Regions from separate parts of the Mus musculus genome. Here all the other regions are linked to region 1. The links are chromatin loops, found by intact Hi-C in ENCODE. Cell type or tissue: heart. All regions are shown on one strand. Each heading gives the region's core, and the rest is flanking DNA. Links, peaks and the distances in the headings are about the cores only.

The links. Hi-C counts contacts between places; a loop is a spot of excess contacts. Peaks named below come from ENCODE experiments on the same cell type or tissue, not always from the same donor. Only the 100,000 strongest peaks of a DNase experiment are listed, where the experiment ranks them.
Region 2: a loop joins it to region 1, with 5 times the contacts of the local background. A loop is called at or near these places in 15 of 42 quality-filtered maps.
Region 3: it touches region 1 in a loop (2.0-fold over the local background); 3 of 42 quality-filtered maps call a loop at or near these places.

What each region holds. Positions count from the first base shown.
Region 1 is chr2:131,505,821-131,513,590 of GRCm38, forward strand. It overlaps Smox (spermine oxidase), which reads left to right. Exons shown (of 7, transcript NM_145533.2): 2 at 6,164-6,397. The coding sequence starts at 6,190. Among named protein-coding and RNA genes, the nearest start is that of Gm30732, 16 kb to the right of the region's middle. In heart, for the core only: a CTCF peak has its summit at 4,418; DNase peaks (open chromatin) are centred at 4,251 and 4,411; H3K4me3 peaks cover 766 bases; H3K27ac peaks cover 1,715 bases.
Region 2 is chr2:131,440,386-131,448,155 of GRCm38, forward strand. It overlaps the pseudogene Gm14304. Among named protein-coding and RNA genes, the nearest start is that of Smox, 48 kb to the right of the region's middle. In heart, for the core only: a CTCF peak has its summit at 3,401; no DNase peak of the experiment used is centred there.
Region 3 is chr2:131,346,371-131,354,140 of GRCm38, forward strand. Rnf24 (ring finger protein 24) reads right to left here and starts at 6,522. Exons shown (of 6, transcript NM_178607.4): 1 at 6,366-6,522. Gm30590 (a long non-coding RNA gene) reads left to right here and starts at 6,462. Exons shown (of 2, transcript XR_374984.2): 1 at 6,462-6,808. In heart, for the core only: a CTCF peak has its summit at 3,105 (motif pointing right); no DNase peak of the experiment used is centred there.

The DNA.
Region 1 (7,770 bases), core at 3,199-5,698:
GGAAGATGTGCACAACAGAGGCTCAGTGCTTGGAGAGAAGCCAGGCACCAGGAGGAAGTTAGGGCTTTAGTCAGCATCAGGGCCACTGCTGACTGTGAAATGAGGTACCTGTTTTCCCTGTTGTGAACTTGGAGTTGCCTAATGTCCGTGGATTCTGGGTAGGGTGGTCAGGCAGAGTCAGGTTTGAGGGGCTCTGACCTAGTCAGGATTGGGCCAGGAGTCAAGTTGTTGGTATTTGCTTGACGCCCAAGGTCAAGATCCTGTTTGCATTGGGGCCAAGGCTGATGCTGGATTCTGAGCTCAAAGTTTTGGGTTATTTTACATGTAGTGGAGCTTTGGGATGTTGAAGGGTGACTCCAACCTCTGTGATGGCCCTCTGGGAACCCTCCTTCCTCACGCTCTCTTTGCGAGATAGTTCTTAGTGGCCACATTTCTCTCCTGTGCTGTCTTGTTTAATTCACCCAGAAGTCCACAAGCAGGTGGACTTGCCTCTATATTACAGATAGAGAATCTTGAAGACTGGCTTGGTGTCAGGTGGGGCTGAAATATGTAACCCCAGGAGGTGGGAGCATATTTGATATTCTTGGGGTGAGTTCAGAAGTGTTGGTCAAATGAGGCCTAGAGGAAGTCAGGCCCTGGCCTAGGGATTCCTTAGCCAGCAAGTAGGATACTGAGCTGGGCTGCCCTTTTCTGCCCACTATGTTTACAACTCTATTCCTGTCCATTGGCATGGCCCTTCTGGTTTGGTGGTGCTATATAGGCCTTGTACACATTCTGGCCTGGGCCAGAAGGCTGGGAAGGGTCTGGCTGGGAGGCTGGGGCGGCCTGCCTCAGACTGGAGGGTGGGAGGAGCCCTGCACAGACACAGAGCCCCTTTGTTTGCCAGCGCAGCGAGGCAGCTGGTGTGGGATTTCTGGGAGTGTTTTTTCCCCCTTCTTTCTTTTTTACCTTAAAAGAATATTTTCATTGTCTAGGGGGGTCTCAAGATTCCAAACCCTCTGCAGACCTGCCAGGAAGTCCAAAGATATCCCCCTGGATCAGCCCCAGCTTCCTTCCTTCTCCCTTCCCTCCAGCTAGAACCTTGGAAAGAGCATCCCTATAAGGAAGATGAAGCTGGCCGTTACTCCTACCTGTTGGAGAGACTTGTGAAGCTCACAGGGTTGGTGGAAGGGGGGTGCAGAGATACTCTGTCTACTGCAGCTGAGGGTGCCCGTGTCCTGGGTAGGTCTCTCACGAGTAAGCATAGGGCTTCAGGGCGAGGAGGGGTGCTGGTTAGAAGGAATGACCTAGTTTGGAGGGTTTCAGCTGGTGTGATCCTGGACTCTAAAGGAGGTGAAGTGAGGAGGGGGCTGGTGACCTTGGAGCCGTAGTCTTCTGCAGGCAGCAGTGAGGAAATCCAGACTGGGTGACCTGAGGAGCCCATCTCAGGCTCCCGAGGGAATACAAACACACAGAAGAAAACCAAAAAGCGCATGTTTAGAGGGTCCAGGATGGGAAGACTGTTTTGTGCCTTTGAAAGGTGTGGGAGATTGTTGCTGGTGGTATATCTGCAGCAGTTATCGCAGTTGGGGACATAGTGACCTGTGGATGGACGGCAGATCATCCCAGTTGATGAGGAAGGGGTGTCTACACTGGCTGGGGCTGCTGAACTGCACGGTAGTGTCTCTTAGGCTGTGGCCATGCTCACTTGCTGGAGAAGTACCAGTCTAGCCTGGAATCCAGCCTTGCTCAGTGACCGGGAAGTTGCGGCCTCAGTTCTGAGACACAAGACAGTAACGGATCCCCAGTGAGATACCCATGTCCTGGGAACCAGTAGGTAGTTGTTGTACTTAAGAGCCAGTATGTGGGGCCTACAGTCCACAGCTGCAAATGACAGCACAGCTCTTAAGTCCCAGTGAGGACTGTGTGGTCAGAACCCAGAGGCAGCTTCTTTGATGCATGGTAAGGGAAATGAATGCTTGCCTTTGGTCATTAGGTGGTCTGGAAAAGCCCAAGGCTTTGGTGGGGCTTGGGCTTTATGTTGTGTGTGGTGGGGAGTATCTTGTGAGAAGGGACATCTGCAAAGCCAGAGGATAAAGAGCATTCCTATGTTTGTTGTAGAGTAGAGGCTCAACAAATTGCTGAGTTGACCTGTGGTCATATTAAATGAGGTCCAGCCATAGTTATCTTTTAGAGAAGTGGTTCTCAGTCTATGGGTCGCAACCCCTTTGGGGTCGAATGACCCTTTCATAGGGGTCACTTAAGACCATCAGAAAACACAAATATTTACATTATGATTCATAACAGTAGCAAAGTTACAGTTATGAAGTAGCAAAGAAATACTTTTATGGTGGTGGTGGTGTGGGGTCACTACAACCCGAGGAACTGTATTGAAGTGTCATAGCATTAGGACGGTTGAGAAGCACTGGTCCAGAGGGTGGTGAATGAGCCTGGGTTCAGGTGAGATTCAGAGAGTGGGAGCTGGAGGGTCTGTCTCTGAGGACATTGGGGGTAGAGGCGACATTGTTGGGTTGGCCTAGTGGATAAAGGGGATCTTCTCCAAAGGACACCCACAACTTTGACCCTGGGGCTGTGGATGGGGTGAGAGCAGTGTGCTACCTCAGCTGAGTTCTGGCATTTCTGGGAGGGGCTCAACAGCAACAGGTGTGGAGGAGGGGTTGACACCGGGAAGCTGAGGCCTGTGCTGGGAAAGTGCTGTCAGGAAGCAGTGGGTAATTTGTAGACAGGTACTCATGCTCTGGCTGACCCGATTTCTTGAAGCTTTGGGGCTTGGCCTGCTTGGGGACATGGATGCTGGGCAGGAAGCCCTAGATACCCCCCTTCCTGCCCCAGTTTACCATGGAGGCCAGAGCAAGAAGGCAAGTGTCTATTGTTCTGAGCTGCCTCAGCTCCCCTCCTCCCCCCTCACTGCCTGGCTGAGCCAGCACTTTTTCTTCATTCCTTTATCTGTGGACTAGTACAGGGCGTTCTGTTTCTCCTGTGCATACAGATCAAGGCAAAAAGGGGACAGGCATGCACCAAGGACCATTTAAATTCTTCCTCAATAAGACAGTTTCCCTCCCTCCCTCCCTCCCTCTATAACCCCCACCCCTTAGGAAAAAAAAAAACAAGTGGGGAAAGTGATTAAAACTAACAGCAAAGGTTGATTGAGCCTGGCATAGCAGGCTCTCTGGATATGTCTTCTCTGATTTTTCAGTTGGGCCTCATGGTGCATGGACACAGTGTGGTAAGATTGCCATGGTAGACATCCTCTGCCGTCTGTGGCTCTCTGTGGCCTCTGGCTTCTTGTGGGCAACAGGGGTGGATGGAGCTGGTTTGGGACAAGACTCATGGAAGACCAGTACTGTAGAGTTAGCTGGGAAGGTCAGTGGGTTAGGACCCTCGCAGGTCCTGTGCTGTTTGCATCTGATACCCTTGTCCAGGGTCTCTGAGATTTGGTGTTGGGAATGGAGGGGTCTTTCTGCAGTCATCTATAAGATGGCTTGTGGTCCTTTTCAGAATCCTGTCATTTCTACAGTTCCTGCATGTGTCAGGTCCTTAAATGCTGATAGTCTTATAATAACCTTATTTGACTGTCAACAGCAGTGTATAGTCATGCCTAGGGGAAGAAAGGTCAGGAGGTCTCTTCTGGCTTTTAGAAGGTAGCGTCAGGGATCCTGTGATAAGCAAGACCCCCCACCCCCACCCCAGGTTTTGCTTTTCTTTTTTTAGGTAATGTCTTTCAATGTATCCCAGGTTAGCTTGAACCTCATGATCTTCCTGCTTTAGCCTTCCCAGTACTGGAATTACAGGCATATTTGGCCGCAGTCAGTGTGAGAACTCCAGTTCAATCCCTTTTACACCTGCTTTACATAGTAGCATTTCAAGACCTGGCTCCACTTTTAAGCTTTACAAACACTGCCACCTTCCCACCCCTTTATTGCAAAAGTGAGGCTGTTGGAGTGTCTCTGGGGCCAGGGTGCTATCAAGGGGATTCCCCACTTTTCCAGCGTATGGGCTGGGGCACGCAGCGGTGTCAGGTCTCACCTGTTGCATGGGCACCCTGGCGTCATTACAGCTGACGCAGGCCCTCCACAGCACTCTGTGTGTTTGCTAGCTTCTCACAGCGTTGGCGGTGGCTGGCAGACTTCCGGTGGCATCACCACTGACCCTGCCAGCGCGTGCAATCCGCCACATCCTCACCTCTAAATTTAGTGCACAGGAACCTAGGCAGAGGAGAAGGGAGGGAGAGACTTCAGAAGCCCGGCTTGGCATGTTCCCTAGAGGGTGGGGGCCTAAAAGAAGGGGGAGAGGGTAGTGGAGGAGGAGGGGGAGGAGGAGGCAGGAAAGGCTGGCGCCCACCTTTTAGTGGCCTCTCGAGCAAAGCCTGGATTGCCCGGGAGGGATTCTGGGTCTCTAGCGCCATCTGCTTGTAGTTTAGGAAGCATGTTCTAGCTTGACTTGGCTAGTTGAGTCTGGGAGTGGAGTAGGAGGCTCGCTAGAGGAAGCACATCTGTCTAGGCCCATACATCACATGGAATAAGTTGGGGGAGAAGCAGCCTCTTAGCCTGAGCATATTTAGGAAAAAAAGCACCTACTTCGCTAAACCTGCAAGTGTTAGAGGACACTGTACTGGGGAAAATGGAAACCTTGGAAGGAAGTGGACATGTCTTGGCATGCTGTGTAACCTCCATTCCGATCCAGGTAGATCTGCTCCCTCCACTGCAGCAAGCTCCCCTTACTATTCTCATTCATGTCCCCTTTCCCTTAATCTCTGTCCTCAACAGATTGTTTGCCTTTCCCTGAACTTCGTGTGAATAGAGCCACACAGTATGTGCAGCTCGGAGTCTGGCCTCTGGCTCAGTCACGTTCATAGGTGCATCTGTGCTGCTGTTGGAGCACAGCTGCTTGTTTCTGTAGTTGCTGAGTTTTGCATGGCATGAGAGTACTACACGGTTTGAGCATCTGTTCTCATTGGTGGGCTTTTGGGTTGTTTCCAGATTTGGTTAGTGTGATAAAGCTATAAATGTCTTTGACATGTCTATTTGGAGGGATGTGCCTGATTTTTAAAAGTGGATTGCTGTGTGGAGGCTGGGAAAGGCCACACTTGCTTCATGGGTGTGGGTGACGGGTTTTTATTTGCTTCTTGGCTTGTGAACTAGCAGCTTCTGTCCATCTTTATTTCCTCATTCGATCTTGGTACTATTAAATTCTGCGGCATCTGTGACTCAAACCTTAGTTGAGACAACTGATCTTTTACGTTGCTGAGTCAGGGAATGAAAGGGATAGGACAGGAGCTGAATTTCAAAGTATTCTGGCCATTCTTAGACTAGAGGAGCAGTGTATTCCAGCCCTGGGCCACCTTCTCGCCCTACATTACCAGCTGCCCAAGCCTGGCGTCTCTAAGCAAGCTGGCAGCGTATAACTGTCAATTTGATGTCTGGTCTCTGGTGCCACGGGTCATCACTATCCAGTGTTTCCTGGGTTCATTGCTGTTTTGTGGTGACTGGGGGCCTGGGTGGATGGAGAAAGGACCTACCCAGAATAGCAAGGCTTGTTGGATACTAGCTCTTTCTGGAGGAACGGGGAGGTGAAGACTCTGTCCTTCCCACCACATTGCCACCTCACTGATACTCAGAAAGCCAGCCGAAAGGCAAGGAGAGAGGAGAAAGACGGAAGGGGGCAGAAGTGCCAGGTGAGAGCCAGGGACAGAGCCCAGTGCTGTGTGTACAAGTGTTCTGGGCTGCTGTGAACATTCTGGAGCCTGTGCAAGTAACTCTGGTATGTGTGAATATCCTGATGGCTGTGTAAGCAGCCTGGGGTTGGCACAGAGGGCAGCTATGCAGGGTTGAGCAAGGCATTAGGGTAAGTCTCCTGACTTTGGCCTGTTTGGTCATCTCTTCTCAGGTCACCTCTTGTCCATACTTTAGACCTTGGGTGAGGAACAGGCAAAGCCTAAGAGGTTTGGGGGTAGAATTGATGGATCCCACCTCTTACCTGTTAGTGGGCCCTAAAACACACGCTCCCTCCCTGGCTCTCATATCTCGCTGCCCCTTCCCATCTCCCTTTCTGCATTTAGAGGATGTTTCTTCTTGATCTTCTTGATCTTTAAGGAATGGGGGCAGCTTGCAGTGATTCCCTTGGGTCAGGTGAGCTGACCCCCAGCCCCCATCTCTCCTCACAGGCTCCTAGAAGGTGAGCACGGACGGCATGCAAAGTTGTGAATCCAGTGGCGACAGTGCGGATGACCCTCTCAGTCGTGGCCTACGGAGAAGGGGACAGCCTCGTGTGGTGGTGATCGGTGCTGGCTTGGCTGGCCTGGCTGCAGCTAGAGCCCTTCTGGAGCAGGGCTTCACGGATGTCACTGTGCTTGAGGCTTCCAGCCACATTGGGGGCCGTGTGCAGAGTGTGAGGCTTGGTAAGCATCACTCGGGCCCAGCTACCTCTCTAGGCCACCTTTTGTTCCTCTGGTCCTGCCTCAAGTCTTACTAATGTAACCTTTCCTTGGGATAAGTGTTTGCTCATGCACTTGCGTGGGTGTTTTCCAGAAGCTTCCGTAGGCCCTTGCACTGACATCCCACTTTGGAGAATGCTGTCTTGGTGTTAGAGTTGGGGCTGACAATGTTTGTTGGGAGGGCATACTGTCTAAGAACTGTGGGTCCTCATTTTAAAGTCACAAGAAGGAGGGGGCATTGTATAAGTTCTGATTAGTCATTAGTTTTTAGTATGAGTTAGGTTATCATAACTGAGGACAGACAACAGGAACTAGGGTTATTAGAGTGGAAGGGGGATTTTAGGCTTCCCTGTGGGTGATGTGTGTCTTAGGGTTGTCTGTAAAGATCGGTCCTTGTTGCAGCCAAAGAAGAGACTTGCCCCTGGGATGGGAAGATGTTGCTAGGGTTCTAGAGCGTAGAGATATTTCCTGAAATGGAGCTGGAGATGAGGGTTCTGACAGCCACCGTGTGTGTAGGGTGTTCTGGCCAGCAGTGGGTTGAGTGGGTTGGGAGTATGAAGACGACCCAGTGAGAAAACATGCAGTGACCTGGTGTATGTGAGAGATTTGACCCTCTGTGTGTATATGTACGTGTGTATGTGTGCTATGTGTGAGTGAGTATGTGTATGTGTGTATGTGAGAATGTGTATGTCTGTGAGTGTATGTGTTATGAGTGTGCATTATGTGAGTGTGTGCTGTGTGAGTATGTGCTGCATGAGTATGTGTGAGTGTGTGCATCTGTGTGCATCTGTGTCTATGTGAGTGCGTGTGTATCTCTGTATGTGTATGTATGTGCTATGTGTGTGTATGTGTGTATGTGAGTGTGTGTATGTCTGTGAGTGTGTAAGAGGGTGTATGAGTGTGTGTGTGCTATGTGTGAATGTGTGTCTGTGTGAGTGCATGAATATGTCTGTGAGTGTGTGAGAGTGTGTATGAGTGTATGTGTGCTATGTGTGAATGTGTGTCTGTATGTATGTGTGTGTCTATGTGTGAGTGTGTGTGAGAGTGTGTATGAGTGTGTGTGTGTGCTATGTGTGTGTTTGTGTGTATATGAATTTGTGTGTGTGTGTGTGTCTGTGTGTTTAGAGGCTAGAGGCCCACATTGATTATCTCCCACAATTGCTTTCTAACATTTCTTTTTTGAGACAGGGTCTCTGTTTCTCTTTTTCAGGCACAAACTTGGGTGACTCTTGGCAGTAAGAATGAAAGTGCTGTCCAAAGTTCTCACAAGGCTGGGGCAGCCAAGGAGCCCCAGGGCTCTTTGCTCATTGTTGATTGGCTGGCTGGCAGCCTCCGGG
Region 2 (7,770 bases), core at 2,096-4,595, 67 kb before region 1:
TACGTAGAGCAGCTGAGGCTCGGCACTGTGAGAGGTCATGGAAGGTCATTGGTGAAGGTGCAGCCTCAGTTGCAATTGATGGCCCAGGATTGAAGGGGTCATGCAAAGGAGTTGAGGCTTACCACCATGAAGAAAGCCTATGAGAGGCTATTTTAAAGCCAAGTTACAGTGGAAGACAGCAGCATTTTGGAAATGCCAGTACCATGGGATTTGCCTCTCCAAGGTTGTAATTAAAAGTGTACACCATGTCTGGCTAGTTTTATGTCAACTTGATACAAGCTAGAGTCATCTAAAAGGAGGCAACCTCAACTCAGAAAATGTTTCCATAAAATCCAGCTGTAGGAGATTTCCTTAATTAGTGATTGATGGGGAAGGGCCCAGTCCATTGTGGGTGATACTATCCCGGGGCTGGTGGTCCTAGGTTCTATAAGCAAGCAGCCTGAGTGTCTTAGGGTTTCTATTGCTGTGAAGAGACACCATTACCACAGCAACTCTTAAAAAGGAAAACATTAAATGGGGCTGGCTTACAGGTTCAGAGGTTCAGTCCATGATTGTCATGGCAGCAAGCACAGCAACATGCATACAGATATGCAGCGTGTATCCTGGAGGAGCTGAGAATTCTGCATCTGGATCTGCAGGCAACAGGAAGAGACTGCTACACTGGGTGTGGCTTGAGCTTCTGAAAAACTCAGAGCCCATTCCCTAGTGAAACACTTCCTCCAACAAAGCCACTCCTACTCCAGAAAGGCTACACCCCCTAATAATGCCACTCCTTTTGAGCCTATGGGTGTGTGTGTGTGTGTGTGTATGGTGGGGGGCTAATTTCTGTCAAACCATCACACTAAGCAAGCTCGTAAGCAGTACCTCTTCATGGCCACTGCATCAGCTCCTGTCTCCAGGTCCATGTTGAAGGGCTCTAGCAGGTCTGAGCATGGCAAACATGAGGACCTCAGACAGGTTTTACCTTTTCCCCTCTCCCCCTTGCTAAACCATTAGATTACATTCCTAAAGCTAGCCCCAAAAGTCCATTCCCTTATTTAGGCATGGACTCATTCATCTGATACAAAACACTAAGACCTGACAATCAAAATTCATTATTTGGCTAATGTGTTCAATCAGGATTTACCAACTCACTGTAGCATAGAGTACCCCTTTCCCCTTAAAAACCACTTCTGCCTATATATATATATATATATATATATATATATATATATATATATGCAAAGGTCAAGGTGGTACATACCCTTAATCCCAACACTTGGGAGGCAGAGGAAGGTATATCTCTGAGTTCAAGGCCAGCCTAGTCTACAGAGTGAAATACAGGACAGCCAGGGCTATACAGAGGGCTATACCCTGTCTTGGAAAACCAAAATCCAAAAACTAAACCAAGCCAAATCAAACAACAAGCACCCTCTCATTTGGTCTCTTGCTTACTGCTGTTCTTGCTGCTGCCTTTGCAGCCTTCCTGCCTACCCTCCACCCCCACTTGCCTCCTCCAGGGTAATACATCTCTTTAGTGCCGAGAACTTAGTGTCCAGGTATGTCCTGTACCAACTCCAAGGAAGTCAACATCCCCTAGACCTGCCCTAGTTGAGTTCTTCCTATGAATTCCTTAAATGGTGAACAGTGATTTGGGAGTGTAAGCCAAACAAACCCTTGCCTCCTCAAGTTGCTTTGGTCATGGTGTTTTATCATAGCAGTAGAAGCCCTAAGTAGGACAGGTATCTTGGTTTTATTTAGTAGGGTCACTGATAATAACTGTAATTTGAACCTCAGCCTTAAAAATGTATGTATAATATTTTGGGGAGGCACTTGTGTGCCATGGTGCGTGTGTGTGTGTGTGTGTGTGTGTGTGTGTAGGTCAGAGGACAATTTTGTGTAGTCAGTGTGAGGATAAGACTCAGGCTGTCAAACTTACATGGCAAATGCTTTACTCACTGACCACCTTGCTGACCCTAACCACTATCAGAAAAGCTTGCCATGGGTACATTTCCACAGGCAATAAAAATTAACTCAGAACCTTTACTATAGAGGAAAAAACTGCCAACTGATACCCTTGAATTTCTGTTGTTCCTGAAGCTATTCATCAAGCTTTGTATTTTTACTTGGGACTCACAATTAGGCCTTTCCTCTGTTTTCTTCCTATGACTTAGAAGCCCGTGGTTACTGATATACTCTGGGTGTGTCCCTCTGCTCATCCTACAGAAAGGATATATAGGGTAGGGATCTTCTCCATGACAACCGTCACAGTTTTGGCGTGGCTAACATGACTGCAGCAGACTTTGTTCTTTTCTCCATTTCCTTTGCCTGGCTAAAAACCATTAGCCTATATTCCTAGAGCTAGCCCCCACGTTCCATTCCCTTATTTGGTCACTTCCTCCTCCTGAGACTGACCACCGAGGTCCAGCTATCAAAGTATTGAAGTCCAGTGACCATAAGCCCACTTTGGCTCACCTAATTAACATGTACAATTAAAATTAAACACCTCGTCCTAACAAGTGTTGTACCTTTAAAATCAGCCATTTGCCTATGGGCCTTTGTCTCCTCTCTAGCAACAGGCAGTCCTTTGTCCCTCTGGGACAAATATCCCTTCCCCTCTCCTTCATCCTCTATCTCCTCTCTTTGTCGCTTATTCCCTGCTCTCTGTCCCTCTGGGGCAAATAAATCCTTTTGTGGAGAACTTGGTCTTTCAATCCCCTAAGACTTTTCCTGGGGAGATGAAGCACACACCTGACTTCAGACAGGAAGCTAATAGCAGGTCAAAGTATGGATATCACCACAGTTCAACTGGGTGAGCCAACGAGTTTTATTGGAGTTACTTACAGGAGCAGAAATGACTCAAAGACAGATGTATCACCAAAACCCAGCACAGCACAAATGGTGGCTCGTAAAAGCTGAACATCTGGAGCACACTGTACTATCTGCAGGCAATTCAACAGGCTGAAGAGTGTACTTTCCAAATGGCTCAGTTGATCTAAACTTCTTTAGGGCTGCTTAGCCGGTCTCTGCTTCTTCCAGGCAGATGGTTTCTTTTGAGAGTCTTCTTTGCAGCTGGTTTGGCCAAGAGTGACTCAGCAGTCTTTGTTGGTTTCCCCACCAGAGCAGCCTACTAATGTGGTAAATTTCAGGGACTTCCTAAAACTATTTAGAGTTGTTTACTTTCTGTGCTTAAGCGCTTCCCTGCAAGATGGGATGTTTCAACCTCAGAAGAAACTGCTAAACAATACTGTCATTGTTATTCATGTAAAAAGTATTCATTAGTGTATCTAGTGGTGGTCCGGTAGGGTCCAGACCCCTTTTGGCAAGAGTCAAGAATCAAACCTTCACTTTCTAAAGAAGTCCATGGGCAGAGTTTTGACATCTGTTTTTCTTTATACCCCTGAGTTTGGGGATCTTTGCCCGAAGATTCAGCAGGTGGCGCTTTGAGAATCATCTGAGTTTAGGAAGGTTGAGTTTAACAGGCCACAGTGTGACTCCTTTCTCCACACTCATGACCATGACGGCTTTGTTACTGCACCAAATGCGGTAATCCTCAAAGCACTTTTTAAAGGGACCTGGGCCTTGCTGAGACACACAGTAAGAGTCATTCCCCCAGGTTGTGATCAGCCACAGTTTATGCTGGACCTGAGACACATGGTTTAAGGAGATATACAGACATGGCTAGGCCAAGGTACATAACCCCAAATTTCTTTCTGTAAGGACAAACAGAAAGGGGGGTTCCAGCTCTAGTCATCTGTCCCTAAATTGCAGTTGCTGAAACTGTCATCTTGGGTCAGTAATGTGTCACATGCAGGAGGACTGAGCAAGTGTAGTAGAAGGTAGCACCATGGCTAATGAGCTCATGCTCACAGAGGGCAGCAGCCAGCCAGAAAGAGATCTCCATCCAAGTTGTTCAGCATCAAGACACCCTGCCTGCTGCACCACTGGCTGGGGTGACAAATCATGTTGAAGTGCTGAGGGACAAAGCTGTCCAAAGCTCCGTTCTGAAGGCTCTAGGCAGAAGAGAGACAAGGTTGAGAAAACCTGCTTAGTGACTGTGGTGAGGAGCAGGGGGTGGAAACGGGAAGACTGCACAAGAGAAGCTAGAGTTTTAGTGAATCATAGAGACAGGCCAAGGAGTGTTAAGAAGTTCTCTGTCTGTGGTGTGTGAGGAGAGACAGGAGTGAGAAATGGATGAGGGCAAGAGCCACTCGTTATTAGGGATACCGTGACTGCTGGGTCAAAGGTCAAAGTAGTGCCAGTGTGCTGGTGCCAAACCTGTAATCCTCACCTCCAAAGAGTGTGAGTTCTAAACTTTATCTCAAACAAACAAACAAACAAACAAACAATCACCAGATGCCCCCCAAACAAAAATATTCCGTGGAGCTTGAGGACTTGGGTACTAAGCAGGAGCAGTATTCAGTCTCTGTGCCTCAGTTTCCTTATCTGTAAAATGAGGGCATATTAGTTCACTAGGGTGACTGTAATAAAGTATTGCAAATGGGTGGTATGTTATTTTGCTATTGCTGTAATAAACAACATAGCCATGGGATTATAGGTGCATGCTGCTGTTTCTTGCTTTAAAACAACTATGTATGTATGTATGTATGTATGTATGTATGTATGCATGTATGTATGTATGTATATATGTATCTATCTATCTACATCTACATATATATATATATTTCTAAATTGTGTGTGTGCACTTGTGAGTGAGACCCCTGAAAGCGTCAGACCCCCTGGAGCTTAGTCACAGGCAGCTGTAAGCTGCTGGATATGAGTTCTGGGAACCGTGTCTTCTAGAATTGCTCTTAACCTCTGAGCCATCTTTCTAGCCCTGCCCCTGGATTTTTAGGAGGGCTCTAGAGACCCAAACTCAGGCCTTCTTGCTTGTGCGGTAAATGCTTCAACGATAGCTATCTCCTCATCCTAAAAATTCTTAGTATGTGAGCAGAAACCTGGTCCCCTTTCCACACAGGGTCTTGCTGTATAGTCTAGTCTAGCCTCTTTCTTGCTTCCCTCCACTTCAGCATCTCTAGGCAGGGGTCGTCCTACCTGGCTCGAATGGCCATTTTGCTCAGAACTTTACAGGCATGCAACAGGGCCTTAGTAACTTTCTTTGCTAACTTTTTCTGAAAGTCTTGGGCTGAAGTAGAACTCTCTGCCTTGGATAAGGATGTAGCTCTCAGTTACTGCCCCAGTGTCCGTCTGCATGCTTCCTGCCAGGTAGGTAGGGACTAAACCTCTGAAACTGTAAGCAGGCCCTGATTTCCTTTTACAAGAGTTGCCTTGGTTATTGTGTCTCTTCACAGCAACAGAACACTGGCTGAGACAGCCCGTGACTGAGACCGGGCGCTTTGTTTTCTGCTGTGGCATCAAACCCCAGGGGTAGCCAGGAGCTGAAGTAGAACTTTCTGGTTTCTTTAACAATCAGCTGTGCCATCTGATGTTCTTCTGAAAGCTGTCTTGTGAGGGGGCATGTGACGTTTTGCTGAAAGCAGACACTCGAGAGGGCACGTGATGTAAGAAAGGATATACATGGAGTCCCACAGACAGTGAGAGGATGTTCTTGCACTGCTACACCTTGTAACTCTTTGTTGGTCTTCATTGGTCTTCACTTTGTAGAGAGAAACTCACCAAAAATCTTCTTGTGGTATTCCAGCTTTGACTGACTCGTCCTGATTCGGCAGAGCCGTGATGTTTCTACCGGATCACGCCGCTGTTACTGATTCATTCATGTTTGGTGTTTGCTATTAAACTGGTCTGCTGGTATCCTGACAACCAAGAGTGGAATAGCCCCAAGGAACTACTTCTAAACAGGTCCACAATACTCTTTCTATTGATATTCTTTTCCCCCTACCTCTGGTCAGTGGATTAGAAGGGTTGAAGTGTTTAAGAACCCTAAATAAGATAGGTTTTGAAAAAAATCTAAGCCAGGCCAAAACTCATGCCAGGATCTACTCCTTGGTTCCTTAGAGACCACCCACTGGAGGGAGAAATAGGAACCTTTCTTTTATTTCCTCAACAGTATCTACCAGACTCTTAACATCAGTTAATTGAGGATCATAGACAGAACTTAGATCTTTCCCTCCTTTAGCTTCAAGGACTGAGAGAAGCAAAATGCTCCTCAGAATTGGAGTCCCACCCCAAGGTGGGTTGTCTCTGATGAGGTTTCTAGGTACACAGGCAACTAGATAATTAGATAGCTAGGCAGCTCAAAAGCCAGACAGCTGGCCACCAACGGCTTGGCAGCCAGACAGGGGCATAGCTCTGTCTGAGGGGATGCTTGCTGGTTCAGAGTTTCTGGCTCCATCCACCCTGGTTTTAGGCCTGAGCTAATCAGCCAACCAGACTTGTGCAAAACTGTTCCTGAGCCTTGAGTAACTATGAAGAGGGGGCCTCTCTGCAGGGCTCACTCTGAGGAAGTCAGGTCTGAAGTTGCCACAGCACTTTAAACACACAGGGGATGGGAGTCAACCCAGAAGAAGGCAGGAAAGGAACAAAGAAACGTTGCTTGATCCCTGAGCAAGCCATTCCTGAATCCATAGCCACATTCAATTACAGAAACCAGGGAATTCTCTTTTTCCAGAAGCCAGTTTACTGTCTGTTTATTCCTCCTCATGGGGAGTGCTCTGACTGGAAACTTTGCTTCCCTGACTGCTCTGAGAGGCCAAGGCTTTTCCTAGCCTGGGGATGGCTTCTTGGAAAACTGTTCATTTGGGATGCTGGGCTTAAACCAGAGTTTATTTTAAATGAGTTGGGTCCACAAATGTATCCGTTAGGCTGCTAGGGCTATGGCTCTCTCAAAGATAGCCTTTCCACCCCACTCTGTTGACAAATGGAGCTGAATGTTTGCACCATTCCCTGGAGGCTCTAGAGGGGTGTGGGGCAGAAACACAGTTCCTTGCAAGCTGGCTCTGGGTGTCTAAGTAATTCTTGCTCTGGAAGTGGAGCAGGCTCACCTACTGTCCTTTCTTCGTTTGGTAACTTGTGGCCTGGGACACCACCCAAACTCTCTGCCCTGCCTTCTTCTTTCTCCCAACCTTCTCCCTATGCCTGGTCCTAATGAGCGTGCAGCAGGAGCTAAGCACCTGATTTTGTCAGAAAATCCTGTCTATGCCCCAAACTTAACCTGCAAGCACCAGCAGCTGCCTGTGTGGCTGCAGACCAGCAGTGCCAGCGTCTGCCTAGAGACATTCTTGCCTGCAGCTGTAGGAGTGGGCATGTTTGAAGGCGCCTCTAGGGATTCTGGTCCTTTAGGGATTCTGATGCAGAACCATGGCTTGAACCTAATGCTACACAGAAAGCACCAAGAGGATGATCTGGTGCCAGCTTGTGTTCCCTGCAGCAGGTGCCTTGCCCCAGCTGCAGTGAGTGAGCGTTGGCAGCTTTGCTTCCGGCCTTCCCTGTGCCCAGAAATGTCCACTTGGCTCTTTGGGTTCCAGCTAATGATGGACGGACAGGGATACACAGGGCTTGTCCCCTGGTCTCCTGCTGCGACACTGGTGTGAATAACTCTGTAGAGCCCTTTCACGAGTTAGTCACCTGAAGGACTTCAGTGGCTCCGGTTTTCTGCTGCTCTCAGATGCCTAGAGCCACTGTTGGTAGCAACAGGTATGAATTACCACACAATGCCCTGCTGTAAAAGTTAAACAGTCCCTTGGCTCAGCTTTGCAAAACTAAAATAATCCTGGTTGCAAGGCACTGTCTGCCAGGCTGGCAGCTGTCTAGGCTGATTACACCCCACTCAGGCTGCCTGGAGAGTCAGCCAGGAGAGGTTCCTGCAGTCAC
Region 3 (7,770 bases), core at 2,096-4,595, 160 kb before region 1:
GAGAGATGGCTCAGCGGTTAAGTGCACCCACCGACTGCTCTTCCAGAGGTCCTGAGTTCAAATCCCAGCAACCACATGATAGCTCACAACCATCTGTAATGAGATATGATGCCCTCTTCTAGAATGTCTGAAGACAGCAACAGTGTACTTAGATATAATAATAAATAAATCTTTGGGGGAAAAAAAGAACATTTTAAAAAACCTACTTACTAGCATTTAAAAATAATATGTTAAAATGAAATATAAATTGAAGAAAGTTATAATAATTTTTCATTGAGTTCACTTCCTTTCCAAGTACCAGAACGAGTATTTTTCATTATGTCATTTGGCCCACAGGACAAATAAAGGGAGTATGTGTGTACTATTCCTTTCACCATACAAATGAAGAAACTTCCCATCCTGGGAGTGACAGAACACACTGGTCATCCTGGCACTTAGGGGAGGAGGCAGGGGGACTTCACATTTGAAGTTACATAGTGAGACCACCTCATCTCAAAAAACTAAATGAAAACACTGACATGTCACATGTGAAAAAGTATAGAGAGAGAATTCAGTTCTAACCAGTCTGATGCCAGAATCCAGGTCCAAGAATGCTGGTATTAACATATGAGAAATGCAATGTATTGTAAGGTAAAATATTAATATAATTATCGTAACATTTTAATTTTTTTTTAATGAGATAAATTTTCTATGTGTAGCCCTAGCTGTCCTGGAACTCACTCTGTAGACCAGGCTGGCCTTGAACTCAGAAATCCACCTGCCTCTGACTCCCAAGAGCTGGGATTAAAGGCATTGCGCCACTACTGCCTGGCTTTTTTTGTTGTTGTTGTTGATGGTTTTGTTTTTATTTTTGTTTTTTAATAATAAGACAGGGTTTCTCTATGTAACAGTCCCTGGCTGTTCTGGAACTCGCTGTGTATTCCAGGCTGAGTTGTGGGTTTAAAGGCATGTACTCTCACATCAGGCTTAACTTTTTAACTCTTAAGTGTAGAAAAAAAAAAGAATAAAACAAAAGTGAAATAATTTTCTTCTTAGAAAAAATAAAAGACAAGAGCTCCCTGGCTAAGCTAAAAACATTGGCTGTGCCCTCTGCTCATATATCCTGTAGGCTCTTGAATTTCAGAGCAGATAAGGTTCTTGTCCCTGGCATCATTCTATTGGGGCTAGAGTCAACAACAGCAGTGAGGGGTGGCAGGTAATACTTGAGACAGGCAGAAAGTGCATGCTTTTCACTTGAGACTCTCAGGGACACAGGAGGGACTGGTGGCAGGCAGACAACGTTCATTAAGTTTGGCATTTTGTATGTAAAGATGAAAGGGGGAGCATGCCTGTGTGCTGACAAGGAGAGGCCTGGGTAATACTAGTGATTCAGGAGAGGGGGCACACTCAGGAACTGTGAGTGGTGAAGGACTCAAGGCAGAGAAGGAGGGGCGAGCTCTGTGATGTGAGGAAGGCACAAGCAGGAGACCTAAGGACAGGCCTCTAGAGCTGCTGAGAGGAAGGGAAGGGGCTTCTGTCTGAGATCTTCTAACGGGGGGGGGGGGTGTTTGAGATTTAAAACTTAAATTCTGCAGGTGGTGGTGGCACATGCCTTCAGTACCAGCACCCGAGAGACAGAGGCTAGCCTGCTCTACAGAGCTACTTCCAAGACAGTCAAAGCTACACTGAGAAGTCCTGTCAAAACCAAGAACAAACAAAAGAAAATTCAAGTTCAGCCAGTTGTAGTGGCACACAACTTTAATCCCAGAACTCAGGAGGCAGTGGCTGGTGGACCTCTAAGTTGGAGGCCAGCCTGGTCTAAGGTCCAGGAGCTAAGGCTAGATAGAGAATCCCTGTCACAGAAAAAAAAAAATAACTTATTCTACATTGTGAAACCTAAATCTATCAAATTATAAAAGTTATCCTTTACTAATTTAATGTCTTAAAAACAAAAACAAAAACAAACCTTAAGTCATCCAAGGCAGGGCCATTTTTCCAGTTGCATCCCCCTTTACCTGAGAAATGTTTTATGTGACCTCAAGAGTATAGATATAAAACTGGTTTAAAATCAAATCAAACATTTATTGATAATAAATTTTGAAGAATTTTATTTTAAAACAACTCTGGCCTGGCAGTGGTGGTGCATGCCTTTAATCCCAGCACTCAGGAGGCAGAGGCAGGCGGATTTCTGAGTTCAAGGCCAGCCTGGTCTACAGAGTGAGTTCCAGGACAGCCAGGGCTACACAGAGAAACCCTGTCTCAAAAAAAAAACCAAAACCCAAAAACCAACCTAACAAACAAACAAACAAAAAAACAACTCTGGTGTGCATGATTCTTACCACTAATTAACGACAAAGGGAAATTTGCATATTGACATGGCTATGCTTTGACTCTGCACAGAGAGAGCATCATCATTTTCAGGTGACTGATCTATGGCATCAGTGCTGACATGCTGCTTTACACAGTACAAAACGGAAGGTGTTTAGGATCTATGATGGTTCGCGTTGACTTTCAACTTAATGGGACGTAGAGTCAACATGCAAACACACTTTCTGGATGCGTCGATCAAGGTGCTCCCTGCCCATGTTGGCCTGAAGAGGACTGGGCTGAAAAATAGCCTAGCAGTTAAAAGCACTGGGATTCAATTCCCAGCACCCGCATGGCAGCTCACAACTGTCTGCTACACCAGTTCCAGAAGATCTAAGGCTCGGGCAAGCACTGTGACACACAAACTTGCAAGGAAAACAACCAAAACACACACGACAGGAAAACATTAATTTTGAAAAATAATTTAATGCCTGAATGAATGGCAGTATCCCACAAGCCAGAAGTAAACCGAGCATCAGCACAGGTCCATATCTGCTTCTCAGCTAGACACACTGCAGCCAGCAGCCTCACATACTGCCTTGGACTTCCCTATCATGATACCCTCACGTGGTCAGCCAAACAGACCTTTCCCTGAAGCCATTTTTGTCAGGTATTCTGTCAGAGCAATGAGAAGAATAACTAACAATCTGAAGTTGTTGGAAACCCAACCCCAAGCCAAAATTCAAATAATATATTTCTTTTTTTTTTAAAGATTTATTTATTTATGTATGAGTACACAGTCACTCTCTTCAGATACACCAGAAGAGGGCATCCTATTACAGGTGGTTGTGAGCCGTCATGTGATTGCTGGGAATTGAACTTAGGACCTCTGGAAGAGCAGTCAGTGCTCTTAACCACTGAGTTATCTCTCCAGGCCCAATATATTTCTTTTTGGATGAAATTCAAGTTAGCAACTCAAACAGCTTTTTGTTTGAGTTGTATTTAACCCTGGCTGGCCTTGAACTCACAGAAATCTATCTGTGATAGAAGCCTGCTGCTGCTTCCTGACTATTTGATTTTTTTTTTTTTTTTCAAATTACCACTTCAAGCCAGGTATGGCTGTGGATGCCTTTAATCCCACCACTTGGTTGGTAGAGGCAAGCATACAGATCACTGTGAGGTCTATGCAGTGAGATGGGTCTCAAAAAAAACAAAAACAAAGCCAAAAGATAAATATTTAAACACAATACATTCCGTATTTTGCTCTTTCTTTAAAGTTTTGTTCTTGTTTTGGTTTTGATTAGTTTTTGAAGACAAGGTTTCTCTGTGTAGCCTTGGCTGTCCTGGAACTCACTCTGTAGACCAGGCTGGTCTTTGCTGGGATTAAAGGTGTGAGCCAGCAGCCTGTGTGGGTATGTAAACTTACTTGCCAGAGCAGATGTACTCATCACTGAGCAACCTCTTCAGTCCCAGGTACAGTAATGTTATACTTACATGCTGAGAGGAATGACAGTGGGAAAATAGTAAGCCTGTTTTTCTTTTATTAAACCATTATGTCTTTTGTTTGCTTGAGACTGATCTGTATTATGTAGTCCTAGCTGCCCTGGAATTCAAAGAGGTCCACCTTGCTTCTCCCTCCTGAGTGCTGAGGTTAAAGGCGATCACCATACACCCAGCTTTTAATGTTTCTGTAGGTTCATAAAACTTTCTATGTTCAGAAAAAAAACAGAAACAAACAAACAAACAAAACAAACAAAACCACGGTGATTGTAAGGGACAATAGCCTAGAGTCTGACCTGAGGCTATTCAGGCCACATTCCCTGGCAGAGTGTACTACAACAGCATGTGAGGTACCAGGCCTACCAAAGCAAGGCTGCAGGGAAGTCCTGTGTGATACCAACACATCGAAGATCTATTACGTGTTTGGTTGCGAATTATTATTATTTTAGCAGGGTCTCGTCAGGATCTCTTGTATCCCAGACTGGCCTCAAATTCACTATATAGTCAATCTCCCAAAGGGAGATGGATTACAGGTATGGGCCAGCAAATCTAGTTAATTCCGTCCAAGGGATCAAATCCAGGGTGTTGTGCATGCTAAGCAAGTACTTCGTGTTTGGTCCCTTGAATTAATTTCTGATCACTTAACATTCAGAAACTTTTGATTGCTAATGTTTGTGACTCCCACAGTTATGCAATCCCATATTGGATTGTGACCCACAGTTCACGAAAGAAAGATGCATAAAGCAAGAATTTCATTAAGAATAATGGATTGTCATCCAACCAGTGGAAACTTTCCTTCAAATTAAAAGCAAATGTTTCAGGCAGAGTCTATACATAAACAGATGTTGTGGAGGTTTACATGTCATTTTGTACTGAAATTTTACCAGGGATGAAAATATATGTGACTCAAAAATAAGTAATCTTGAAGAGAATCTTAAAGAAAACTGAACCCACTCAATTATTCATATATAAACTGCATTTTTTTTACCTCCACTATTTTGAATCAAAAGATCATAACAAAAATATTTCAAAAATGTGCTTTTTCACTCTACAAAATTAGAAGGGTAAAAAAGAAACAAAAATATCATTATCCAACTAGAGTAATAACTATCTTCTAAAATTCAAATAATCTTGCTTAAAACAAGATAACAAGGAAAAGTTTGTTGTTTATTGAGACAAGGTCTCATTCTGTGTTATGGCCTGGAAATTACTATGTAAATCAGACTGGCCTTGAAACCACAGAGATCCTACTGCCTCTTCCTCCCAAGTCCAGAGAAGGCATTTTCGGCCACACCTGCCTATCTTAAATACCTCTTTTTAACTGTCTAAGTGAACACACCCTATCAAGTTAAAGCCTATGGAACCCAGCAGCGCTTCCTAGCCTCTTTGGGGACGGAGAAGGGGGGAACCAGGAGCAGGGGCGAGGGGGAATGAAGACAAACAATGGAGGAAAAAAGGGGTGCTTTCTGATAAGTCATGTAAGATGATCTGTTCAGCTAGGCTGCACAACCAAACACACAAAAATTCAGATCAAAGCTAGGGTGCATACCACGGTAATATTTAGGTAATATCCTTTGCCAAAGCATTAAGGGGTGCGGGGCGGGGGCGGGGAGGGCGACGACCGGACTGACAAGAAGGTGGAAAGAACCTGCTAGACCACCTCTTATTAGAGCAGAAAGGCAAGAAACATAATCTGTCTGTATGGAAGAGTGGGGAAAGCAGTGCCCTAGATATATTGGGAGTATTCCTATAGATAGGTACACAAGCACAAAGACCTATTATCATGAACTAAGCCCAGAAAACAATGTTCAGGATGCCGGCGTACCGCCGCTACGTAAATAGATCACCATTAATCGTAAAAGAAAGTGTTCTAAATATACAGAGACATAAGAATGCAGACTCACACTTTCAATGAACAGACCCACTGGTTTTACAATGAGAAACAACGAAACACCAAAAGACCTGTTATCTGAAATAACACCAGAGACGAAGGGGTAAAGATGAAGTTATCTTTACACCTCTTTTCCTTCTGCCCTTTACGACGATCTCAGACGGTCTCATTTCACAGGACACACACCACTAAGGTCTCCGGAAACAAAGCAGGGTCACTAATTCTCTGGCCTGTGGGTGCACGCACGCCCCCCACCCACAAATGATGAGGCCGCCATATGACTTTCATTAATAAATAAGCCAACCAGAGAGGTCTCAGTGTGCCTTGCACGGTGTGACAACCAGGCACGAGACAAGCACCACAAAAGAAGGAGTGGCTCGGGACCAGAAAACCACTGCCACACCGCACCCCCCGAGACCAGCGTCGGTCCCCACCACCGACGCAGAGGCAGCGGCTCCTCCATCCTCCGCCCATCCCGCCTCCCCCGCCCGGGCCCAGCCCGAGGTGACCTCCGGGTGACAGCCCGCGCCGCCCTTTGTGCCTGTATGTGGGGACTAACCCACGGACCCCGGTCTCGGAGGGGGTGCGAGGCCGGCGCGCTGCCCTCAGCATCCCAGAGCCGGACCTGCGGAGCCTGCGCTTCAGCCTCAGCCGCGCGGCGCTCAGGCCCAGCCCTCCCCTCACTCACCCGGGCGACGGGCAGCGGGCGTGCGGGCGGCGGCGCCCGGAGTCAGCTTCTTGCGGTGAACTGCTAGAGCCGCGTCCGTGAGTCCGAGCCGCTGAGCTGGCGGTAGCGACTGCTTAGCTGCGGCCCCGGCGAGGGGCGGGCCCGGCGGGGGAGGGGCGGCGCCGCGCCTCTCATTCATGCCGCGGGGGCGGGGTGTGGGACCCGGATGCCCGGGCAAGTCCCGCCTCCTCACTGAGGGCGCGCGGCTTCATTGTCGGCAAGTGCGCAGGCGCGGCGTCCCTTCCGCTGGGCTACTGGCTGCTCTAGAGGATTGATTCGTGATGCCCAGCTATAAGGTTCATATCTTCTCCGCTGTGTAGTGTTTTCCGTGTATGTGGACGTTCGTAAGAGTTAAAAAAGTAAAGCTTCGCTTCTCGTAGCATCCGGCCCAAGAGTCCTCAAAGGTGAGGTACCCCTAGTTAGATCTTCCACCTGCTGCGCCTGTACAGACAGTGGAAGGAAATATATTTAAGAAACAGTGTGTCCTTTATTTAATTACATCTACTCATTACTCTCGACCCCCAGCTCCTATTCTACACTACAGACAAACTGACTCAGGATTTGGGAGCACTGAGCCCTTGCCTAAATTCTAGCAGGTCAGCGAAAGCATGCAGGAGTTCTCATAGCTACCACTGCTAAAACGGATTAGCAGAGGGTGTGGGTACCGCACCTCAGGCCTCCCTCCCTTAACTTCCCATTTCCCTGGGAGGTATTTCCCCCCCCCCCCCCGCCCCCAATCCTTCTATAAACCATAACTAGTTTGTGACTTTAAATTCATCATGGAAAATGCCCACCAGCCCATTCCTCCAGCTTTAGTAAACCATACATTTCCTAGGAAAGGGGAAGTAAGAAGGACTCAGAATGTTTAATCACAGACCCTCGACCCAACTTCCTCTCTCTCCAAATCAGGCCAACACCTGTGAGCTATTTCCCTTCTCTCCTCCCCACCTCTCCCCTGCCCTCCTCTTCCCTCCTCTCCCCCTCCTTCCCCCGCCCCCCTTCTACCTCTGCTCTCAGGATCCCTGCTGTGTTGTTGCCAGCTTAAAAGTCCTACCTAATTCTGTCACCTTGGCACATAGGCTAAGGCAGATCAGTACCGACATTAGGGTACAAAGCTTTCATATTCTTGGTCTCTTGTTCAAGGAATTGAAATAAAAGCTCTCACCGATGTGTAAAAGTAGCAAGAAAATTTAGTTGAAGCAAAGCAAGGGGGGGGGGGGGAGCAGCAAAGCAAAATAAAAAAAAAAAGAAAGAAAGAAATATTCAGGACACACTACAACGGAGCTGCAGGCCACGTGAGTGAAGATACTCAAGGGCTTGGATTACTATCTCAGGCTTTCTTTTACTGCATTCAAGAGAAGTGTCG